Regions from separate parts of the Homo sapiens genome. Here all the other regions are linked to region 1. The links are chromatin loops, found by intact Hi-C in ENCODE. Cell type or tissue: dorsolateral prefrontal cortex. All regions are shown on one strand.

The links. Hi-C counts contacts between places; a loop is a spot of excess contacts. Peaks named below come from ENCODE experiments on the same cell type or tissue, not always from the same donor. Only the 100,000 strongest peaks of a DNase experiment are listed, where the experiment ranks them.
Region 2: a loop joins it to region 1, with 6 times the contacts of the local background. A loop is called at or near these places in 13 of 110 quality-filtered maps.
Region 3: it touches region 1 in a loop (2.1-fold over the local background); 8 of 110 quality-filtered maps call a loop at or near these places.

Annotation. Positions count from the first base shown.
Region 1 is chr12:8,107,603-8,110,102 of GRCh38, forward strand. It overlaps a transcript of CLEC4A not described here. Among named protein-coding and RNA genes, the nearest start is that of CLEC4A, 15 kb to the right of the region's middle. In dorsolateral prefrontal cortex, CTCF peaks have their summits at 1,423 (motif pointing right) and 1,625; a DNase peak (open chromatin) is centred at 1,399; H3K4me3 peaks cover 557 bases; H3K27ac peaks cover 412 bases.
Region 2 is chr12:8,395,317-8,397,816 of GRCh38, forward strand. No RefSeq gene overlaps it. Among named protein-coding and RNA genes, the nearest start is that of LINC00937, 5.8 kb to the left of the region's middle. RefSeq lists enhancers at 1,195-1,454, 1,575-1,624, 1,917-2,418, 2,419-2,500. In dorsolateral prefrontal cortex, a CTCF peak has its summit at 1,534 (motif pointing left); a DNase peak (open chromatin) is centred at 1,515; H3K4me3 peaks cover 770 bases.
Region 3 is chr12:8,163,954-8,166,453 of GRCh38, forward strand. The region is part of intron 1 of ZNF705A (zinc finger protein 705A); the gene reads left to right. Among named protein-coding and RNA genes, the nearest start is that of ZNF705A, 8.2 kb to the left of the region's middle. In dorsolateral prefrontal cortex, no CTCF peak of the experiment used is centred here; no DNase peak of the experiment used is centred here.

The DNA.
Region 1 (2,500 bases):
TTGGGAGGTTGCATGTTTCCAAGAATTTGTCCATTTCTAGTTTTTCTAGGTTTTCTAGTTTGTGTGCATAGAGGTGTTCATAATAGTCTCTGAGGGTTTTTTGTATTTCTGTGGGGCCAATGGTAATGCCCTTTTTGTCATTCTGATTGTATTTATATCGATCTTCTGCTTTTTTTTTTTTTCCTTTATTAGTCTAGCTAGTGGTCTATTAATCTTTGTTGTTTTAAAAAACAAACTGTGGGATTTCTTGATCTTTTGTATGGCTTTTTGCTACTCAGTTTCTTCAGTTCAGCTCTGATTTTGGTTATTTCTTGATTTCTGTTAGCTTTGGGATTGGTTTGCTCTTGTTTCTCTAGTTCCTCTAGGAGTGGTGTTAGGTTGTTAATTTGAGATCTTTCTAACCTTTTGATGTGGGCATGTAGCACTATAAATTTCCCTCTTAACAACTGCTTTAGCTGTGTCCCAGAGATTCTGGTATATTGTATATTTCTCATTAGTTTCAAAGAATTTCTTGATTTCCACCTTAATTTTATTGTTTACCCAAAAGTCACTCAGGAGCAGGTTGTTTAATTTCCATGCAATTGTATGGTTTTGAGTGAAGAAAATCTCATTTTTGTGCTTCAGAGCCAGTCAATATGAGAGAACCAAGTAAGTAGTAATGAAGACAGATTTTACTTTGGTATATAGACTTTTTGGCCTGGGGATGGAACACCAGGTACCATGTAGTAGAGTTGCTGATACATTTGGTAGTTTACCGTCTCATTTTAATTATAAGTGGCTAAAATTGCATTGCACTTTGCTCATGTTTTAGTTTTTTTGTAGCCTTTTCAAAAACCATTTTTTAAATTGCCTCTGAATTGTACATGAAGGAAATACATATGTGACTATAGGACTAATGTTCAGGAGTTCTCCATCAATCACATATTCTCCATCAGTCACATATTCAAAGGAAGGAAAGAGGGAGAATTTTATTTACTTGTGGGTCCTTAGCCTGGGTTTATATAGATGGTTTTCACAGCATTTTTATGGTTTGACATTTATTTCAAAATTTTGCTAGAACTGTCATCTTCAGTTTCCTTTTCAAAGACCTACAATACAGGGTGGTATATTTTCAAAAAAGCTCTGGTATACTTAAATTGCCTGCATCTGAGCCAGTAGTGAAATAATTGTCCATTGTGACTTCATGTTCTGCCCCATCAATCTAAGGATAACATCATCCCCTCAATTAAACAAAATAATGCATTAAGACCCACTATGGATTTTTTGACTTGCTTTTCAACATTTTCTTTGTTCCTACTATTTGTATTCTGCCAACGTACCTATTATTGGAAAAAAAAGTCATTGAAGCACTTTGTGTCAGTGCTGCATCTGGCTGCATATTAGCATGCGACCACTAGAGGGCATGCTCCTCCTAGCAACTGAAATAGTTGTAGGAATTTGCTCAGACTCCTGGTGGCAGGGGAAGCATTTGTTTTTTATTTTTTATTTTCTTTTTCAACAATCTAAGATAGGACGAGAACAGGGGAAGCATTTAAAAAGAAAGAAATGAAGACTGGATGGGGGCATTTAGTCTGGTCTAAGCCTGTAACTGATCCAAAGTTTGTTGAGAATGTAGAAAAATAGCTGTTTGGGCAGGCAGAAAATGAAGTACCAAATGATCCCTTCTTCATACTTTAATACTTTAATAAATACTTGAATGGGGAATATACTTAATTTTAATGACACCCCCTCCTCCTAGCTCCACCCATAATAGAGGATTAATGGGCAGTAAAGAGTAGTGGTCAGGAACATGGATTTGGGAGAAGACAGACTACTTTGCTACAAAATTTGTCTCTGCCACTTACTGGCTTTTTGACCTTGGAAAAATTAGTTAAACTTTGTTTGCCTCAGTTTCCTCATATACGAAATTAAAATAGTACCTATGGAATATTGTGACTTTAAAACAAATTTTAAAATTAAATTGCTTAGCTGGCCATGGTGGCTCACTTCTGTAATGCCAGTGCTTTAGGAGCCTACGGTGGGAGAATCGCTTGAGCCCAGGATTTTGAGGTTACAGTGAGCTATGATGGTGCCACTGTACTCCAGCTTGGGGTGACAGAGTGAGACACTGTCTCTAAAAAATATATAAAGTAATTGAAGTCCCTAGAACAGGGCCTGGAATATGGTAAGTGCCGTTTAAATATTTGTTGCTGGTACTAGTACTGCTTCTAATTCTGGCTCTCCAGGTGTGTAATGGGATGGTGTAAGGGCGAAATGACAGGAGTTCTTTTTTTATTGTCTTAGAAGTGAGGTAGATGCCCCAAGATTGGGGCAGGAAGTAGGAAGAGTCATCTGATAGAGGAGAAACGGGGAGTAAGGGATGACAGGGAGACATGCTTCTGAAACATATTTCAGACTGATTCCATAGTAAGGATTTAAATTCTTATTCTGTCTTTGTAATCCTGCTCAACCCCTTTTATAGCTTTTATAGTATATACCTTTTCACATAAGTAAGAAACCC
Region 2 (2,500 bases), 290 kb after region 1:
CCCGACCTTCCAGGCTCTAGTAATCCTCCCACCTCAGCCTCCCAAGTACTTGGGACTACAGGCACACACCACCATACCTGGCTTTTTTTTTTTTTTTTTTTTTTTTTTTTTTTTTTTTTTTTTTGGTAGATATGAGGCTTCGCCATGTTGCCCAGGCTGGTCTTAAACTCCTGGGCTCAAGCGATCGTCCCCCTTCGGCCTCTCAAAGTGCTGGGATTATTGGCTTGAGCCACCATGCCCGGCCAGGAACCTTGTCTCTTGTGATGCACCCCAGAACAAAACATCACTGCAAAAACACACCAAGGCATGAGTTTTAGTCCTAAGTCCCATTTATCCACCATACACTATGTGCCAGGCACAACGCTAAGTGCTTCTATGGACGAGCATCCCTTAATCTCAGCAGTAACAACCCCAGGCAATGGGGCCCGTTGACAGATCCATTTGCCACTGAAGACAGTAAGGCTCAGAGAGGGTAAGTGGCTTGTGCCATGTCAGCCAGCTAAGGAGGGGCAGAACCAGGATGCAAACCCCAGCCGCCTGGCTCCAGACTCGCGTTCCCAAGATCCCACTACACTTGGTCACTCCACTGCATTCTGGTATCCTGGTCTTTGGCAGAGTCCACGTAAAAGAAGGAGGTAGAGGGAGTGAGAAGGACTTCACGCAATAAAGTTTCCTGGTGTTACACTGCCACTGTAATTGTGTCCCCGACCAGGACCTCTCCCTTCTCATCCTTTCCGTGATCGGCCCTGCAAAACCTTCCAAAGAACTGTCCTCCTTCTCCCGGGATCTCAGAGAAAATTCGCCTGAGTTCAGTGTCCAGGTGACCCAAGCTCCGAATGCGGTAACGTGCACGGGGAGATGAGGATGTCACCATGACCAAGCCTCCCAGACAGCATCCGGGAGCAACCCCAAGACTGGGCAGGGGGGGCTCTGATGCAGCCCACGGCGAGGAGGGCTGCCCGTGCTGCCTAAATGGGTTCAGAATGAAGGCCGCCCTCCCAACTTCAACCCGGGGCAGGCCACGGAGCCTCTCGCCGCCCCTACCCCTCGTTCCCCGCATCCCCGCGCACCCGGCACCCCCGGACCCCCGCGCCCGCGTCACTTACTCCTCTGCCGTCGCCACCTGTCTGGGTGCCGGTCTCCACCCTGCCCGGCCGCGGCGCGTCCTCCCCGTCCTCGCCGTCCTGGGGCTGTGCGCTTCCCCCCTCCAGCAAGAGCCGCAGCCTCTTCTCTTCGGGAGGGACGTCGTCCTCCTCCCTCCTGGGCCGGCCATCCCTGCCTCGGGGCTTGCCAGTGGCTTCGGAGCTGCGGGAAGGGCTGGCCATGGCTCCGGGGGCTCTGCCTACACTTGCGGAAGAAGAAGGAGCCTGCGCAAGCGGCCTCTCGGCGGAGCTGGGGCGTCTGAGCGCGGGCTCGGTGGGTCCGCGCGGCGCGGAGCTGGGCATCGGGGCGGCGCGGGCTCCTCCGCGGGCCGCTCGTGGTCCTCTGGCGCCCTCTGCTGGCCGCTCACGCGCACCGCCACCACGCCGGGCCCGGGCCTGCGCCGCTCTCACCCGTCCTGGCCCAGGAGGTCGCTGTCCCTTGCCCGTGGCCAGGCCCGCTCTGGCCAGGCCCTGCACCTCCTCGCCACCCCAGCCAGGTTGCACCCCGATGGTCTCCCTGCTCAAGGAGGAGGAAGAGAAGGGACGCCCCGAGAGGGTGGACATTGGCCACAGCCACCTTGTCTTTGCTCTTACCCTGTGTCTTCCATGATTTGGAGGTGGTGGGAAAACCGAGGCTGCTCAAAACTCGTGGAGAATTCCGCCTGCAGGATGACATGAATGCACCTTCGCATTGCCTACCAACAGATCTTTTCTGAGCATCACTGTGGACCAGGCGTGGTGATGGGGGAGGGGATATTGTGGTGAACATGACAGGCATTGCCTTCACCCAGTGGGGCTCAGCACTGGGTGAGAAGGCATTGAGAATGGACATTGTCAATTGGGCCAAAGGAGGCCAAGGAGAAGTGCTGGGTGCATGGGAACTAAAAAAGACAGGAGGCTCAGCAGGTCTTGGAGCTGGGAGAGGGACAGCAGCAGCGGCTGTTCCAAAGGAAGCAACAGCTGAGAGAGGTCTCAGAGAGTTGTTCTCAGCCCAGTGGAGGGTGTTCAGGCAGAGGGAACAGCGTGTGCAAAAGCCCAGAGGCTGGGAAAGAAGCAGAAAGAGGACGGTGGGGCTGGAGCGTGGTGGGCAAGGTGAGAGAGGTGTGGTGGGTGGACAGATGGCCTTGGACCCAGCCGTGCAGGGGCAGAGGAGATAGGGGATCCTTGCAGGCCCCCAGCCGGGGCTGAGGCACAGAGACAATGCAGGTGGGCAAAGGGAGGAGACGTGGAGAAATATTTTGGAGGCATGCCCTGATGAAGGAGCCCAGGATGCACCCTTAGTGTCAGTGTGGAGCTCCTTCCTTGGCTGTGTGATGAGCTGAACTCGGGGGTATTTTCTGGACATGGAGGTGCTACAC
Region 3 (2,500 bases), 56 kb after region 1:
AATATTTAAGGTGTGCATCTCAGTGAGCTTGGGGATAAGTACACACCATGAACACATCACTACCATCAAGATTATAAACATATCCTTCACCTCCCTGAGTCCCCCCCTTTATTATTATTTTTATTTTGGAAAGAAATATTGGTAAGAATACAAAATCTACCCTTTTAGCAAATTTTAAGTATGCAATACAGTATTCTTAGCTGTAAGCACTATGCTGTAAACGAGACCTCCAGAACTTACTTACGTGGTATATCTGAAACTTTGTGCTCTAACCACATCTACCCATTTCCCCAGCACCAGGGCCCCTGGCAACCACCATTCTACTCTCTGCTTTTGTGAGTTTGTCTATTTTAGATTTCAAATACAAGTGAAATCATATAGTAATTGTCATTCTGTGGTTGGCCTATTTCATATAACATAATGCCCTCCAAGTCCATCCATGTTGTCACAAATGACAGGGTTTCATTATTATGTAACACTGAATAATATTCCATTGCGTATATGTATTAGCCATTTATCCTGATACTCTCCCTCCACCTGCCTCCCAACAGGCCCCAGTGTGTGTTGTTCCCCTCCTAATATCCATGTGTTCTCACCGTTCTGCTCCCACTTGTAAGTTAGAATGTGCAGTGTTTGGTTTTCTGTTCGTGGGTTAGTTTGCTGAGGATAATGGCTTCCAGTTCCATTCATGTTCCTCCAAAGAACATGATCTCATTCCTTTTTATGGCTGCATAGTATTCCATGGTGTATATGTACCACATTTTCTTTATCCAGTCTGTCACTGATGGACATTTGGGTTGATTCCATGTCTTTGCTATTGTGAATAGTGCTGCAATGAACATATGTGTGCATGTATCTTTATAATAGAATGATTTATATTCCTTTGGGTATATACCTAGTAATGGGATTGCTGGGTCAAGTGGTATTTCTGGTTGTAGGTCTTTGAGGAATCACCATACTGTCTTCCACAATAGTTGAACTAATTTACATTCCCACCAACAGTGTAAAAGTGTTCTTATATCTCAACGGCCTCATCAGCAGGTAGTTTTATTTAAAAAAATTTTGAGAAACCTTCATACTATTATCTGAAATGGACATAGTAATTTGTATATCCACCACAAGTATACAAGGGTTTTCTCCACATCCTCACTAATACTTGTTATACATCTTTTTGATAATAGCTATTCTAAGAGTTATCAGGTGATATTTCATGGTGGTTTTTATTTGCATCACCCTGATGATTAGAGATGGTAAGAATTTTTTCATATAGTTGTTGGCCATTTGTATCCGTTCTTCTGGGAAATGTCTACTCAGATCTTTGCCCATTTTTTTTTTTTTTTTTTTTTTGAGATGGAGTCTCGCTCTGTCACCCAGGCTGGAGTGCAGTGGCGTGATCTCGGCTCACTGCAAGCTCCACCTCCCAGGTTCACACCATTCTCCTGCCTCAGCCTCCCAAGTAGCTGGGACTACAGGCACCTGCCACCACGCCCAGCTAAATTTTTTTTTTTTTTTTTTTTTTTTTAGTGGAGACAAGGTTTCATCGTGTTAGCCAGATCTTTGCCCATTTAAAAAAAAAATTCAACTTTTATTTTAGATTTAGGAGATGCATGTGCAGGTTTTTACATTGGCACATTGTGTGATGCTGAGGAGTATGAATGATCTTGTAACCCAGATAGAAAACATAATACCCAATAGATAGTTTTTCAGGCCTTTGTCCCCACCTTCCCTTCCCCCTCTAGTAGTCCCCAGTATCTGTTGTTCCGATCTTTACGTCCATGTGTAACCAATGCTTTGTTCTCACTTATAATTAAGAACATATGGTATTTGGTTTTCTCTTCCTGCATTATTTTAGAATAATGGCCTCCAGCTTCATCTATGTTGGTGCAAAGGACATAATTTTTTTACAGTTGCATAGTATTCCATGGTGTACATATACTGTATTTTCTCTATCCACTCTAACATTGATGGGCATCTAGGTTGATTCCATGTCTTTGCTATTGCAAATAATGCTATAATAAATATATGAGTGCACACATCTTTATGGTAGAACAATTTATTTTCTTTTGGATACAAGGGTCAGTCCCCATGGCTGCTGACAAGGGCCAGTGTTGAGTGCCTGCAGCTTTTCCAGGCTCAGGGTGCAAGCTGTCAGTGGATCTACCATTCTCGGGTCTGGAAGATGGTGGCTGTCTTCTCAGAGCTCCACTAGGCAGTGCCCCAGTGTGGACTCTGTGGGGGCTCCAACCCCACATTTTCCATCTGCATTGCTGTAGTAGACATTCGCCATGAAGTCTCCACCCCAGCAGACTTCTACTGGACATACAGGCTTTTCCATACATCTTTAGAGATCCAGGTGAAGGCTTCTGATATGGTTCGGCTCTGTGTCCCCGCCCAAATCTCACCTCAAATTGTACTCCCATAATTCCCACATGTTGTGGGGGGACCCAGTGGCGATAACTGAATCATGGGGGCAGTTTTTCCCATGCTGTTCTCGTGGTAG